Linked DNA regions of Homo sapiens: region 2 is linked to region 1. Evidence: chromatin contacts called from ENCODE Hi-C or POLR2A ChIA-PET data. All regions are on one chromosome and are shown on one strand. The core of a region is the stretch at or near the end of the contact, and the rest is flanking DNA. Distances in the headings are between cores, read along the strand shown.

Region 1 (7,932 bases), core at 3,107-5,606:
ATAGCATCTCCCTTAACCAATTCTTATCTACAATTGTGACTTACCCTCAGTGTTGTACAATGTGTATCACACAATGTGCTAGCTTGTTTCTGTGGCTTAAGAGAATTCACCATTTCTATCTACTACCCAATAGGTGAATTAGATAACTCTTCCATTTGTATATTTTATTCTGTAAGAAAAATTCAAATTGCTCTTATTTGTCATACTATTAGCTAATTTATAAGCGCTAGCCCTCATTCAAAGAAGGGTTAAGGATTTATAGAATTCCTATATTCTCTGGAAGCATCAGTAACCTAAAGGCTAGAGCATGGTATGGGCATGTGCATGATGAATATTTTTGATGTATAGTTCATATATTTGTTTCAGTGGTTTGGTGTTAGAACTGCTAGAAGGGAATCTCACTATCTTTTCTTCCTTTTTGAGATAGTCTTGCTCTGTCATCAGGCTGGAGTTCAGTGGCGCAATCTCGACTCACTGCAACGTCCGCCTCCTGGGTTCAAGCAATTCTCCTACCTCAGCCTCCCAAGTAGCTGGGACTACGGGCATGTGCCACTATGCCAAGCTGATTTTTGTAGTTTTAGTGCAGATGGGGTTTCACCATGTTGGCCAGGCTAGTCTTGAACTCTGACCTCAAGTGATCCACCCGCCTCAGCCTCCCAAAGTGCTGGGATTACCGGCGTGAGCCACCGCGCCTGGCGACTTGTGCTAACGTTAAACCAAAATTATGGGGGGTCATTGTTTGTGGACTGAGTTTCTGCACTAGGTCCTAGCAGACCAAAGTAGTTACATATATTAAGTGCCACACAGTTACATGGAAACTTTACAGACCAGTTTTTCCTGAAAACAGAAAATCCCAGTCTGTCTGAATCAGAATAATAAGGAAGTCCCTTCTTCTTTAACCCTTAAAAAAAAAGTAACCCGATGTTAACCAATCAGTTATTTTTCATTGTTTTGTTTCCTTGCTCTCATCTTACAAAACCCACTATTCTGCTGTTTCTCATTGGGAGCTTTCATTCTGTTTTGTAGAATGGAGGCTGCCCCATTCATAAGTTATGAATAAACGCCAGTTAGATCTGTAAGTAAATTTGTTGTAATTTTTTTCTGACACTAGGAATTGCCAAATGACCCTTCACACGGGAAGTACTAGTTTTTGTTTTTACCAGTCCCAGTCCCCTATGCCTTTTTAAAAAAGAGATGAAGTCTCACTGTTACCCAGGTAATTGCATTGGCTATTTACAGCCACGATCATAGGAAACGCAGCTTCAAACTACTGGCTCAGGGGATCTTCCTGCCTCAGCCTCTCGAGTATCCTGTATCTTGCTAACAGAGCATGTTGACAAACTTGGATTTGTGCCCATCAAATAAGTTTGAACTGTAATTATATACTTTTTTTTAGGCCTTCAGCTTTGCAAAACCTCTGCTTTTGAAATACTTTTTTTTTTTTGAGACGCAGTCTCACTCTCTTGCCCAGAATGGAGTGTGGTGGCGCTATCTCAGCTCACTGCAACCTCTGCCTCCTGGATTCAAGTGATTCTCGTGCCTCAGCCTCCTGAGTATCTGGGATTACAGACGCCCACCACCACGCCCGGGTAGTTGTATTTTTAGTAGAGATGGGGTTTCATCATTTTGGCCAGGTTGGTCTTGAACTCCGGACCTTAAGTGATCTGCCTGCCTTGGCCTCCCAAAGTTCTGGGATTACAGGTGTGAGCCACCACGCCCAGCCGGGTGCTAGTTTTAAAAGTTTCAGAGTTGAAAAGTATTAATAGGTCTCACTATGTAGCACGGTTGTAAGTACTTTATATATATATATGATGTAATCACAACTGTGATAAACATTGTCCTCATCACTCACCCATTTTATGGATGAGGAAACAAGTCCTAGAAAAGTAACTTCCCAAGGTCACTCTTAGGGCAGAGCTACGATTTGAACACCTGACTTCTGAATGTGAGTTCTTAGTTGTCATCTCTTTGCATTCCCCAGAGTAAAGCCATTTTTACACTGAAAAAGTGCCTCCTTTCCTTTTTTATCAGTCCCTGATGCGCTTGTGAGATTACCGGAAAACCTGTCACAAATCAAACTGTTTATCTTAAAGAGTTGATTTTCAAGACTGGAGTTTTCTGATTGGGTATGGGTGTTGTCCCAATCTTATCAGTACATTTAGCTTAAGGAGAGTCCTAATCGAAAGGACTAGCACAAAATAACCCATTTCTTTCATTTCAGTTTCATTCCAGAAGGAAACACTTTCTGAACCTAGACCCTAATGCCTAGGCTATGCCTTGCAGGGCACTAATGTCAAAACTATTGCTTTTGGGTGGCTTGGAAAGAGCAGAGGGACCTGTCTGCTCAAGGGCCAGCTATTTGAAGTGCAAATTGCCCTAAAGTGTAGTAACTCCCTTTCTGCCTAGAGCCAACAGGCTCTGAGAATTGAGCCCCCAACCTGATTTCTTCCATTATGGCTTGTGGAATAAGCTTTACAGTTTTCTATGAAGATTAAATAAGCACACATGTCAAAGTGTTTTGAAAACCATCAGTTTTACTATGAAAAGCATCTTTCAGGAGTTGGATGGTTTTCTCTGGTTATTAAAAGATTTATTTTTATAAGAGTTTTTCTCTAACATCAAGACAGAAGCTGTCCTCAATGTGGCCTGCAGTTAACCAGGTCAAATTTAAGTTAAAATTTGCAATAAAGTAGCCCCGGAAGGAAACATGCAACATGCAACTGAATATTCACATTCAGTTTGCAAGTTCCAGGAAGGCAGAAGTTCAGGATCAAGGGCTGGAGCTGGGCTGCCAGCACAGTCCCTAGGCATCCTTCACAGAGGGGAAAAAGCAGAAGCTGTGTAGTCTAAAGACCCTGGCTCAAGCTGTCTTCGTAATCTTTTTGCTGCTTGGGCTGCTCTCGATGTCTCAATGTTGGGAAAGAACAAGGCTCAGCCAACAGTAAGGACCTTCCTATGTGCCAGCTACCATGTGCTGTAATCAAGTGTTTTCTTAGTTCCCCTTACACCTCCTCTGTATTTCAGAAAGTCCTCTACCCTGAAAATGTGATGAGAGTGCCACATGACAACTTACCTTCTTATGCACTCCATTGGTCGGCCATTCAGCCAATATCAGATTTGGGGGTCTAGTCAGGTCTTGCTTCCCAAGCTTTTCAGAAACCCTGATGAAACAGGCATAGGGTCTAAACTTAGGGAGGGCAAAACTTACAGCCAACTCCAAATGCAGCAAGCAAAATAAATAAGCGCCTAAACCATTGAATCTTTATGTGAAAGCCATAGCCCTTTAGAGCTAACATTTGCAATCTTCTTAATTATAGGAAGTAGATACAGAGGGGTAAAGTTATTTAACTGGGAATCTACCCCACACCTCAAAGGTTAGGTCACTAATTGCGGGTGCACAGGAGAGATGGTAGGATGGGAGGGACAGGAGAAGACATGTTTAGATATATCTGGTAAATAATTTGGTGGTGGTGGGAGCCTTCATTCCCACCCCCAACCCGCCCCCCCCTTTTAAAAAAATCCTATTTCCGAGACAAAAGCAATATAACATAACTTTGTATTTCCTGAAACTTCCAGTTTCTAAGAACTGTCCAAGAGTACTTACACGCACATTCCCGAGACCGTTGGAGTTGTTCGATAGGTCTAGGGAGGGATCTGGGGATACGTGTTTTACAAGCACCATGAGCGATTCTTCAAAGTTGGGTGTTTGAATCAAAAGAGCAGAATTCATGATACCGTTTTGTGCACTCCTTGAGCTAAAAGGTAGTATCCCACCCTCTCCATAAACAGACACCTAAGTTATAAAACTTATGCGCTCGATATGCAAAAATAGCTCGTTTTATACAGAAACGATCCTTTCCTTCTTTTCCTTATATATCTTTTAACTGTCATCACTCCTAACCTAGACCTAGAGTGGCTTTTTCCGGTCCTAGCTCTGCCGGACACACGCTCTGCCCAGAGACCCGATCCACCCAAGGCCAGGCGGTCTGGGGTCACGTCTGTGTCCAGCGTCCGGCGGGCGCTGCCGTGCCGCTCTCCCATTGGCTGGAAGTTCCCTCGCGGGCCGGCGCGGCTCCTGCTCGCCACGCCAGCCCATCGGGCTACGGACCGCCCAGGGGGGCGGGGCTTGGGAGTTGGGGCGGGGCCCGGGTGAGGGGCGGGGCCTCGGGGCGTCGCGGACGTCCTGGCGGCCTACTGCGTGGGAGGGAGTCCTGGGCCGCGCCCCGCGAGGCCGGGCCCAGGCCGGGCCAATCCCGGGCCACTGGGCGGGCGACCGTGGGGCCTGGCCGGCCCGCCGGAGAGCCTGGGGGTTGGGGACGATGGGCTAGTTCCTGGTGCGTCACGGGGGAGTTCCTTAAAGGGGAAGCGAGCCGGGCTACGGGGCGAGCGCGGGGTGCGGTGGTCGGCGGGGAGGCCCCCGCGCTTTAAAATAATGCCCGCGGCGCCCGCGCGACCATGCAATGGCGAGCGCTCGTCCTGGGGCTGGTGCTCCTCCGGCTTGGCCTCCATGGAGTATTGTGGCTCGTCTTCGGGCTGGGGCCCAGCATGGGCTTCTACCAGCGCTTTCCGCTCAGCTTCGGCTTCCAGCGTCTGAGGAGCCCCGACGGCCCCGCGTCGCCCACCTCGGGGCCCGTGGGCCGGCCTGGGGGGGTATCCGGGCCGTCGTGGCTGCAGCCGCCGGGGACCGGGGCAGCGCAGAGCCCGCGCAAGGCTCCGCGGCGTCCTGGGCCGGGGATGTGCGGCCCAGCCAACTGGGGCTACGTGCTGGGCGGCCGGGGCCGCGGCCCGGACGAGTACGAGAAGCGCTACAGCGGCGCCTTCCCTCCGCAGCTGCGTGCCCAGATGCGCGACCTGGCACGGGGCATGTTCGTCTTTGGCTACGACAACTACATGGCTCACGCCTTCCCCCAGGACGAGCTCAACCCCATCCACTGCCGCGGCCGTGGGCCCGACCGCGGGGACCCGTGAGTAGCCCCCGCCGCCCGGGGCCGCGCGCCCACGCGCTTCCTTCCGCCCTCCGCGCCGGGGTGCAGCCCTCTGTCCTCCGGGGCCCCCGAGGGCGCCAGGGCCGTTAGGGTCCCGGGCAGCGCTCCCGCGCCCTGTCCCGTGTGAGTCCCTGTGAAGACCCCCGAGCTTGAGGGTGCGGGGTGGGCCGGTGGCCTTCCTCTCCTGATTCTCCCGGAATCTCCAAACTTCAGAACTGCTGTCCAGCTCAGTGTCTTACGCGTGAGGATACTGAGGTCCAGGACCAGAAGGGACAGTGGCAGTGCCAAGGGCTGGCTTGGAGGGCTTTCCACTTCCATCCGACCCCTTCCTCCGGATGAGCATAAACTCTAAATGAAATCTCCATCATGCCCCCCGTGTAAACGCAGCCTCAGAACAAGCCTTTACCTCGCACCCCCACCTCTATCACATTGCCACACCCACGTCTTTTCTATGTAAAAAGCCTATAGTTGACTTCTCCAAAGCCGTCCATTGAGTTTGAGGCAGAACGGGGTTACAGCCTCTCCTTCACAGGGGCTGCTTCTTAGGCTGAGGATAGTTAGGTGGTGGGGAGGGAAGCTATGTGGCCCACTTTTGGGGTCCAGATACTTGAGGTGAAATTCACTGGATGCCAGATTGACTGTCAACGTCATCGCCCTGTACGATCTGTCTATAAATCCCCCGCCTCTGGTGGCGTGGTTGTCCGGGAAGGTCAGGCAGTCTTCCCTGTTCACCAGCCTTGTTTGCAAAGGCTGAGCTCCAAGGGTCACCACTGTTGACATCAAAGTCCAAGAGGGCAGTACACCCAGCTAAGGACCTCTTACCTGTAGGGAAGGAATGTGCATTGCCATAGACCCTGTTAGTCCAAATAGTTGACTCCCCTCCCCTGGATGGGAGTGGAGGAGTTGGTTTGCTCAGTGTCTTGGCACCGTCTGGGGCAAGCATTTTCCTTCACCTGGAGGAAAGCAGTGGAGTCCAGTCCTTAGGTTCTGATAAGGAAGCCTATAGACTAAACGGAGTTGGGTTTTTAAAATGGTGTGGTTATTTACACATTTATGTTTTAAATTGCAGTTTGAGAGCATGATTTCTACCGAAGCAAGGGGACATCCCAAGCTAAATTCAAAGGACTGAGCCTTTTCAAAATTCTAGGAAACCGATGAGTTTTTCTTGCTTAACCATAGCGTTTATACGTATAAGTGTATTTTCTATCTCAATTTTTTTGAGAAAAAATATTAAATTTTGAAAAAAAAGTATTTGGCCTTTCCAGATTTTTTGTTTGTTTTTTGAGACGGAGTCTCGCTTTGTCGCCCAGGCTGGAGTGCAGTGGCGCGATCTCCGCTCACTGCAACCTCCGCCTCTGTGGTTAAAGTGATTCTCCTGCCTCAGCCTCCCGAGTAGCTGGGACTACAGACTCGTGCCACCACGCCCGGCTAATTTTTTGTATTTTTAGTAGAGACGGGGTTTCACCGTATTAGCCAGGATGGTCTCATCTCCTGACCTCGTGATCCACCCGCCTGGGCCTCCCAAAGTGCTGGGATTACAGGCGTGAGCCACCGCTCCCGGCCATGGTCTTTCCAGATTTTAAGAAATGAATGAATTATTTGGCTCACTTAACTAGAGGGGACTTTATACCTATAAATGTATTTTCTTTCTTAGTTTTTTTTTTGGGGGGGGGGATAAACTTCATTTAATTGTGGTCTTTTTTTTGTTGTCAGCCTACATCATGCTTTGATGTTTTTTCTTTTTAAATCAACATCATTAAAGTTTGAAAAATATCATAAAATCCCACCAGCTATTTTAAATTTATTTTTGCCACTAGTTCCTACCCATATGTCTATGCATGTTTTACATAGTTGCAATCATAGTATGTGTACATATTTTGGATCTTAATTTGTGCTTTTCCACTAGTGCTCTTGGTATTACAAGAAGGGAGAGAGCACTTCCAATAAGTGCCTTTATTCCTGCTCACAGACTGTTTCTCAGATTACCTTTTATCAGGTGGACTGAAGTTGAAAACAGTTTAACGGGGAATTGTGATAACACTTTCATTTGAGAATATGACGGTTTGGAGAGTGAGTTGATGACATTTTAATGTTTTTCTTAATGAACCTTAAAAGCGCTTCTGGAGAACCTTAAGAATCCCTTCCCAGCAAAGTGAGGTGGTGGTTGATTTAACTTGCTGGTCTTTGTGGTATCATGTGTGCTGTTGGCCTTTATTTCAGGATGAAGGCTGCCGATGAGTGTTTTGGTTTGGTTATGCATTGGTTTGGTTATGCGTAAGTTAAGGTCAGGTTGCTTTGAGACAGATGTGTTATTGGAAAGAGGGTTTTAGAAGTATTGAGGAGGTGGGGATGGCATTAGGGAAGGGTTGTGCCCTGAGCTGGGTAGGCCCGTTGGTTGGTAAACCTTTGTTGTCTTTGAGGAGGCCAAAGAAGCCTTGCATGGACGCCTCACACTTGCCACTTACAAACAGTGGAAAACTTAATTTTTTGTACTCTCCTTCCTTTAACTCCTCTCAGGCTTTGCTTTTTTTTAAATATTTTTTAAAAAAATTTATTTTTAATTTTTGAGGATACACAGTAGGTGTATATATTTATAGGGTACATGAGATATTTTGGCACAGGCATGCAATTTGTAATAATCACATCATGGAAAATTGGGTATCCAACCCCTCAAGCATTTTTCTTTTGTGTTACAAACAATCCAATTATACTTTTAGTTATTTTAAAATGTACAGTTAAATTATTATTGACTGTAGTCCTCCTGTTATGCTATCGAATACTAGGCCTTGAGGAAAGTTTAAAACCAGAGTATTGTCATGCTGGCTTTGAAACAGGAGGGTACTTCACATCCCCAAACTAAATAATCTGTAATAAAAATTTTTCATATTTTTTGTTTGTTTGTTTAATTGACAGGGTATTGTTCTGTCACCCAGGCTGGAGTGCAGTG
Region 2 (7,932 bases), core at 1,723-4,222, 7.4 Mb after region 1:
TGGTAGCAAAGTTGCTTTTCCTAAGGGGCGAGAACGGGAGCTGGTGGTTAGCAAGCAGACGCAGTTTTACGCGCCCCTGCTACGGGCAGGAGCGAGTGGCCCTGCCTTCTCTGCCAGCGCGGGTTCCCTGGGGGTGAGGAAAGTGAGTTCCACGTCCCGGGTGGGGCAGGACTTGGTGTTTAGTGCCCAGCGCCAGATAACGCCGGAAGAACCCCAAGTGGAGACTGCTTGCATCCTTCGGGAAAAGTCTAAGTGCTAAGTACCATGACAGTGGCAGGAACCAAGCTGTTGGGTACAGCTTGTGGAAGTGCACACTGGCTGTCGTTGATCCAGTGTTGTATTATTTTTTCATAAATATATATGAAATATATGAAATATATATGAAATATAAAAATATATATATATATTGCCCATGACACAGACCTCAGGAGATCCTGAGAACATGTGCCCGATCCAGTGTTTTATTTGCACAGACACCCTAAAGGGCACCAGCAGTACAAGGCTGATGAAATAACTTATGGCATAGTCGTACAACGGAATACTATACAGTTCTACGAAAGGAGGAAGAGGCTCTATGTACTGATATGGAAAAATCTCCACTGATTATGTACGCTGTGCAGAACAGTACGTTATGTTATCTTTTCTACAAAAAGGAGAAAATAATATATATGTATTTACTTGTGTATATTTAAAGAAATTCTGGAAAGATGTATACAAATTTGATAACAGTGGCCAGGTTTTGAGGTTTTAAAAAATGTTTCTGCTTTTTGTTTTGAAGAGGCGGGAACTAAATTGACAGGAGACTGAGACTTTTCACTTTACGCTTTTAAAATATTTGAACATAATAACGTTCAGATCGTGAATGTATTCCATAAAGAATGAGATAAGCTGAATTTTAAAAATAAGTGGCATGGGCTGGGCGCGGTGGCTCTCGCCCGTAATCCCAGCACTTTGGGAGGCCGAGGCGGGTGGATTGCCTGAGCTCAGAAGTTCGAGACCAGCCTGGGCAACAGGGTGAAACCCCGTCGCTACTAAAACACAAAAAATCAGCTGGGCGTGGCAGCGTGCGCCTGTATAATCCCAGCTACTCCGGAGGCTGAGACAGGAGAATCGCTTGAACACGGGAGGTGGAGGTTGCAGTGAGCCAAGAGCATGCCACTGCACTCCAGCCTGGGTGACAGAGCAAGACTCCGTCTCAAAAAAAAAAAAAAAAAAGACGTGTAATTTTTATGAGCATGAATTGCATGGATCAAATGTGTTATGAGTTAAAATGCAATATTCAAGACACTGAAAACAAAATTTCCAGTATACTTCCAAATTCCTGAGAAAAATTTCAAAAGTTCTAAATAATTGGAAGTATATACCATGCTCATTCATTGGAAGACTCAATATTTTTATAGCAAAGTAAAAAAAGAACATACAGCTATACATACATAACATGGAAAGATCTCACAGATAAAATGTTGGTCAAAAGAAGGCAGACAAAAGCGTAGGTACTGAATTATTATTTATATGAAAGTCAAGAACAGTTAAACTAATTTATAGTGATAGAGATGAACCCAAGCAATGACCTTTGTAAAGTATTGCCTGGGAAGGACCATAAGGAAGCCCTTCTGGGGTGTCGATAATATCCAGCCCCCACCCACCCCCTGCAGCCTCGACTGCAGTGAACTATGCTCAAAGGATCCTTCCGGCTCAACCTCTCCTTACTCCAGCATTTTGAAGTTTAGTCGAGCATGGTGTCGCGCACCTGTATTCCCAGCTGCTGGGGAGGTTAAGGCAGAGGACTGCTTGAACTATGATGGCGCCACTGCACTCCAGCCTGGGCGACAGAGCAAGACCCTGCCTCAAAACAAAACAAAAAATTCTTTATTTTGATCTGGGTGGTAGTTTCATGAGTGTATGCATGTGCAAAAATTCATAGAATGTGTTTGGTGCACTTATATTGTGCATGTTATGTATCTCGAGTTTTTAAGCAATGAGAAACCATTGTAAGATTAAAAGGTGAATGACATGATCCGATTTATGTTTTAAAAATAGATTTTTACCAGGAACGGAAGCCAGAAGACCAGTTAAAAGGCTATCGCATGGCTGGCCAGGCGTGCACGCCTGTAATTCCAGCTACGTGGAAGGCTGAGAGGCAGGAGAATCGCTTGAACCCGGGAGGCGGAGGTTGCAGTGAGCCGAGATCGCCCCACTGCACTCCAGCCTGGGCAACAAGAGAGAAACTCCGTCTCAAAAAAATAAAAAATAAAATAATAATAATTAAAAAAAAAGGTATCGCATGGTGCTAGGTAGAAGGGACGGTGGAAAGGGGGCAGAAGAGGACGCATTGGACAGAGGTGTGGGAGCAGAATCTGCAGGGTATAGAGAGCTAGAGGGAAGTGTCAAAAATAACTTTTGGGGTTTCCACCATAGGAAATGGAAGACGAGCAGCACAAGACTGGCAGGAAAGAAAATGAAGACTAAAACTTGTGGAAGTAGAGATTTGGGGAAAGAGCAGTTGGGAGAGAGCTAAGGAATTTCCTTAAGTGGGAGGCGAGGTCCGGCGGGAACAGTTGAGGCAGGGCCTGAGAAGGGTGCCCAGTGAGTGCGAGTATGAATGGATAGGGGCATCCGGGATTAAGAGGAGAGGCTGGAGTTTCCCCAGGAGTGGTGAAGTGCCTCGAAGGAGGCGGGAGATCCCTAAGGAATACTCTTGGCGATCGGGGCAGAATCGCAGGCACTAACAGTAGGCATCGGGATAAGACTGGCAGGACTAAGATGCCAGCCAGGCTCCGCCCCGGAGGCTTGGAAGTGCGGGACACCGAGAGCAGGGATGCCGGGACAGCCGGCCCGATCCCCGGTGCGGAACCAATTGTGACGACGGCTAGGTTACCCGCCGGCGCTACAAAGGTGCCACACCGGAGGGGCGGCGTGCGCCGGCGTGCGCCGGCGTGACGCGGCTACGCGGGATGGGCCGGGCCAGGGCCAAGGCCGAGGCGGCAGCGGCTGCGAGAGGCGGCGGCACGACGACGGTCCCTCAGCCCAGCCACCATGAGCACCAAGCAGATCACTTGCAGGTCAGTGCGCTGGAGCCAGGAGCTTCGGGCCGCTCCCCCAGGCCGCAGGGGGGCCGGTGCGCGCCAGTGCTGTGGTCCGGGAACCTGAGGCTAGAGCGGGACTCGGAAAGTTACTCGGCTGTTCGCGGCGGGGCTTTGCGAGGCAGAGCGAGCGCTGCCGCCACAGCCGGGGATCCGGGGGATGCGTGGCCGAGACGCTGGGCGAGGCCAGCGCGGGGGGCTACGCCCCGAGTTTGAAGCGTGGCCCCTGTGGGCTGGGAGGAAGGACGTCCTAGCCAGGGCCGTGCAGGATGCCGGGGCGCTGTCGGGAAGGCTCTGGGGCTTACGCTTTAACTGGAAAAGATTTGAAGTTGAGTAAAGGGACGCCGAGAGGACGGTTACAAATGGGGATACCACATAGGAGTAATTTGTTAATCGATTATGAGGGCCTCAAAGTTTGGAGAATCCAGATGCAATCTAAACTTGCAGAGAGTTAACAAGTAAAAGTTGTTGTGTGGAAAATAACGACAGGTAGCATATTGTGAATATCGGCGAAGCGCCCTGCATATTTCCAAGTCCTTTATATTCATTATCATCAGACTTCACAGTAAGACAACTTAGTAGTTATTATTACCATTTTACAGTGCAGGAAACTGAGACCGAAAGACGTTGACACTCATTTATCTTACTGAGAGAGCCATTTACGAGGAGAAATGCGACGGTAATGGATGGTTTATTGTAGAAAATAGCCAGATAGCTACACTACGACTGCTCCTATGAAATAGAATAGTGTGGTTGTGTAACACCCTCATTGCTTGGTCAGCTTGTGGCTTACTGGTAATGGAGTCTAGTCCTATTGAATTGTATGTTTGGAAAACGCAAATTGAATTGTATGCTTGGAAAATGCAAATTTCATTTAATAATTTTTATGGGAAACATTGCTTAAAAACAGTTATAGAGTTTGTGTAATAAACAGTTTATTTTCTATGTTGTTACTTCTCTTCATTGGTATGAATAGTTGAGACGTGACTGTGTAGTAAGTTTTCTGTTAGCATTAGTGTACATTTACTGTTCAATTTATCCAAGGCCCAGGTGGCTTATGTTAAGCTGTTGTCAGAAATTTGCACCTAGTGTCTATAAAAAGACTTTTACTAGGTTATTTGTACTAGAAGGTGTTTTGTGAAGACGGGTTTGTGTGTGTTTACGTATTTTTATTTGTATAAAGTTTCTCCTGCTGGAGGAAGTATTCCTAGGTCATTGTGCACTGTAAAGCAGCTTGTAGCCTCCTAGAAAAACCTCTGTATTCCTCCCCTCGCTCTATGGTTTAATTCTACCATTTATTCCCGTACCTCATCTAAGAAGTGTCCACAAAACAGTACACATTTATGTAATAATGCTTTATAATTGAATCTCAACTCTGTAGTATCTTATTTTACAAATAAGGAATCTTATGCTCAGAAAGACTTGAAATTTGCCTAAAATTTTACACCTTAGTAGAGGCACAAGGACCTAAATCAGGATCATCTTGGTTTTTTCCTTGTATACCTGGAGATAGCTTGACTTGAAAGCTTTAATTCTGTTTCCCAAACAGGGGTGTTCTGTAGGATGTTGCTCCATATAAATGAAGATTGGGTTGGAATGTTGAGAAGGGATCACTTCTGTTTAAGTGTTTAGTCATGTTTGTTGGGGACTTACAATGTGCTGCGGCTCTTAGGTACTGTAGTGTATAATCCAGCAACCAGCGCTCTTCCACAGATCGTAAAACTGAGCCTCAGCATTGAAGCGACTTGCCTAAGGTCATTTAGCTTCCAAGTGACAGAGGTGTGAAATCAAAGTTCATGCCCTCATAGACTGTAGGGCCTCCAGATAAGTTTTGAAATGCTAAATTAAAATTTATTTATTGCAGGACTTATCAAAGCTTTTAATGTGTTCCCATGAAAGGAAACTCATACAAGGATATGTAAAACTGCAAAGAAGTTTACTCACAAAAGGGTGTAAAGGAGTCAGGGCTCCCGATGACTGCCTTGCCAAATAAAAAACATAACAGGTGTTTTAAGTGGGAAAAAACCAATATGACCAAGAGTACCAAGTTTACATTAGTGTGTTTATCTACCATCAACTTTTCTACCAGCTTATCTACCAAAAGCTTTTCTCACTTTATTATCTCATTAACAAAAGCCTTGTCTCTAGACATTGATAATTTATAGGAAATGTTCAAGGTATGATTTATTTTGGGGACCAGATCTAAGCAGCGTGTGCGGTTTTTTGTGGGTTTTGTTTGTTTTTTTGTTTTTTTTAATCTCAGGTCACAAAGTTTTAGGTTTGTTTTCCTGACTGTGGGATGTGATGTACATGTTTATTTTGAATGACAGCAGAATAATGTCAGTTTTGCTTCCAATCTGTTAGATATTATGTATCTCCAAGAGTTGCTTATCAAATGCTAGGAGTCTCAAACCTAATGACAAAGACACTCCATGTTTTTATTGCCTGGAGTGGTAAAAATGACTGCTCGTACAGTTATGCTGTCAGTCAGCTCTTCTGATTCCTTGACATGCCGCTCTATCCAGAATCTCAATCTGTGCCTTTTTGCTGATTCCCCTCCCCCACAACCATCTCCCTGTCTTCCAGTCTGTTTTCGGAGCCCTGGGGGAGGCCCTTATTATAGCTTAGTAACCAGTTTATTTCACCTTCTCCTCTTGTGATAGAGCTTCCCTGCATCTCATAATCACTATTAGAAGACACAGGATTTCATTGTCCTAAGATAGTCAAACCTAGGGGGCTTTTGATTCTTTGAAAGTCACAAAACATGGGGGATCTTTTCAGCTGGCAGGTGGTAGGAAGAGTTTGAGCCCCAGGGTTGGGCAGTTCTGGATTCTAATCCTGGTACCACCTGTGCAACAACTGCCTCATCTGTGAAATGAGGATGGTAATGCCTAACCGGCAGGGCTGTTTAAAAATTAAATAATAGCAACAAACCATTTATTTTGTATTAGGATGAGCACTTACATGCATTTTCTCAGTTAAATGTCCCAGTAGTCTATCATAGCAGTCTATGAAGTAAGTGCAGTTATTATAATCACATTACAGATGGGGAAACTGAGGCTCAGTGACTTAAATAACTTGCTTAAGCTCACATAGCAAGCAGTCTGACTTCAGTGTCTTCACCACCACACTGTACTTCATTTCATTCCCGCCTCTAATCAGTACATTTATTGCAAGCCTGCCACAGTGCCTACCATTTGCTTCCTTCCCCCTCAGTGGATCTGCTGTCACAAGGAGTATAGCCGTAAAATTTTAGCCTGTGAAAATATGTAGGAAAATGTAAAAAAAAAAAAAAAAAAAGACACTGAGGATGCAAATTACCTGTATACTTGGAAGTGATTTGCAAAAGCGTTTTGCTAAACAGGCAACATTCAAGGGCCTGTAAGAAACCAGATTGATTGTTTTGCTTAGCACTGCTGCTGCTGGAGCTGCTGGTGGTTCTGTGGCCAGCAGTGAACCTGATATGCTCTGCAGTGTATAATAGCCATACTGTCTGAAACAGTCTTTTGGGTTTACCCAGGGTAACACCCCTTTGGAGTGTCCCCCAGAAAGAACCTACCTGCTCTGAGTCTCCAGCTATGCACTTCACCCACCTAGTCGTCTCTCCCCTCCTCCAGTTCATGTCTCAGTCGTCTCTCTTGGAAGATATGAGGGGCGGTTTGTCCATCAGAAAGGTTGAGCAGTTGGAAATTCATTACAAAGCGCAACATGAAAGAGGCTTGGAGTAAGATCAGTATAACATAGATGGAGAGGAGTGACTATAAGCACATGACAGAGATGCCCCAAAGGACAAGCAGGATGTGCTCTAGGTGGCTTTGTGCTTGTCACTGGGGAGTGGAAATGGTGACATATGCTACAAAAATAGGACTGGGCTGACTTCACCTCTTACATAACTCTCATTTCATACTTTCCTTTCTTGAAGGCAGTGATGGTGGTCTAGAAATTATTTTTGAATCTGTTTAAATCTCAGCTCAGTCACTTACAGAAGTGAAGTGGCTTTTATGAAGTCACCAGCTTATAAATGGCAAAATTAACTAGAAGCTCTGGTTGGCAGTTAAATATTTGTATTTTAGTGGAAGAGATAATTAGTGCAGTTTGGAAGGCAAGTTTTCTGGATAGGACGTATGGAAGGCGGAGGTAGAATTATAAAAGGCATCCTTGCAGGAGACCACTACCTAAAAAAGTCTTTCTTCTTGTCTGCCTTGTTAACAAATAGTATCTGGTAGAGGGCCTGTGGTAGTCTTCCACCCTGGTTCTTTCAGGAAATTTTCTGTTCTAATTGCTTCAAAAGAAACAATACAGTATTGGCTGGTGCAGTGGCTCATTCCTATAATCCCAGCACTTGGGGAGGCTGAGGTAGGAAGATCACTTGAGCCCTGGAGTTTGAGACCAGCCTGGGCAACATAGCAAGATCCTGTCTCTACCCGAGAAAAGGAAAGAAACTATACAGTATTTATTCGATATCACTTTTGTTTAACTGCTTATGTTGCCACTTTGAACCTGTCCTCTTTCAGTATTTATGAGTTTACTAATCCTGATACCTCTTTGTCATTCAGACTTGGCTCTTGGCACTGACTTTTTTTTTTAAATTATTATACCTTCAAAGATTACCATGTCTGAGGACAATTGAAATATTGCAGTCTTGAGTAGCATTTCTCAAAAATAATTCTCAAACTGCTTAGATGTATACTCTACTTTTGTGTTTGGGATCTCCAAGACCACCCCAAATCCAGAGACTGTCTAGAACTAGGACAAGTGGGTCCCAGTATACAGCTGTATTCAAGGCTGAGATTATTACCATATCTAGTAAGGGGTCACAGCCAGATCATGATGGCAGAAGACATGGGGG

What was found. Hi-C counts contacts between places; a loop is a spot of excess contacts on that map. ChIA-PET counts read pairs that join two places held with the same protein, here RNA polymerase II (POLR2A). Pooled maps may share reads with other maps.
Region 2: a map of CD4-positive, alpha-beta memory T cell shows a loop between it and region 1 (13-fold over the local background). The contact joins the promoter of MKRN2 here to the promoter of EDEM1 in region 1. A Hi-C loop is called at or near these places in 1 of 168 maps with a recorded cell type or tissue (CD4-positive, alpha-beta memory T cell) and 6 of 50 pooled maps. POLR2A ChIA-PET finds 5 or more read pairs at or near these places in 1 of 52 experiments (GM10248).

Annotation. Positions count from the first base shown.
Region 1 is chr3:5,183,351-5,191,282 of GRCh38, forward strand. EDEM1 (ER degradation enhancing alpha-mannosidase like protein 1) reads left to right here and starts at 4,357. Exons shown (of 12, transcript NM_014674.3): 1 at 4,357-4,964. The coding sequence starts at 4,456. RefSeq lists enhancers at 2,815-2,874, 5,296-5,345 and silencers at 3,986-4,395, 4,636-4,805, 4,856-5,145, 6,343-6,462.
Region 2 is chr3:12,554,115-12,562,046 of GRCh38, forward strand. MKRN2 (makorin ring finger protein 2) reads left to right here and starts at 2,973. Exons shown (of 8, transcript NM_014160.5): 1 at 2,973-3,062. The coding sequence starts at 3,037. It also overlaps a transcript of MKRN2OS not described here. RefSeq lists enhancers at 2,593-2,702, 2,753-2,812, 3,200-3,723, 3,633-3,692, 6,658-6,837 and 1 more and a silencer at 2,983-3,072.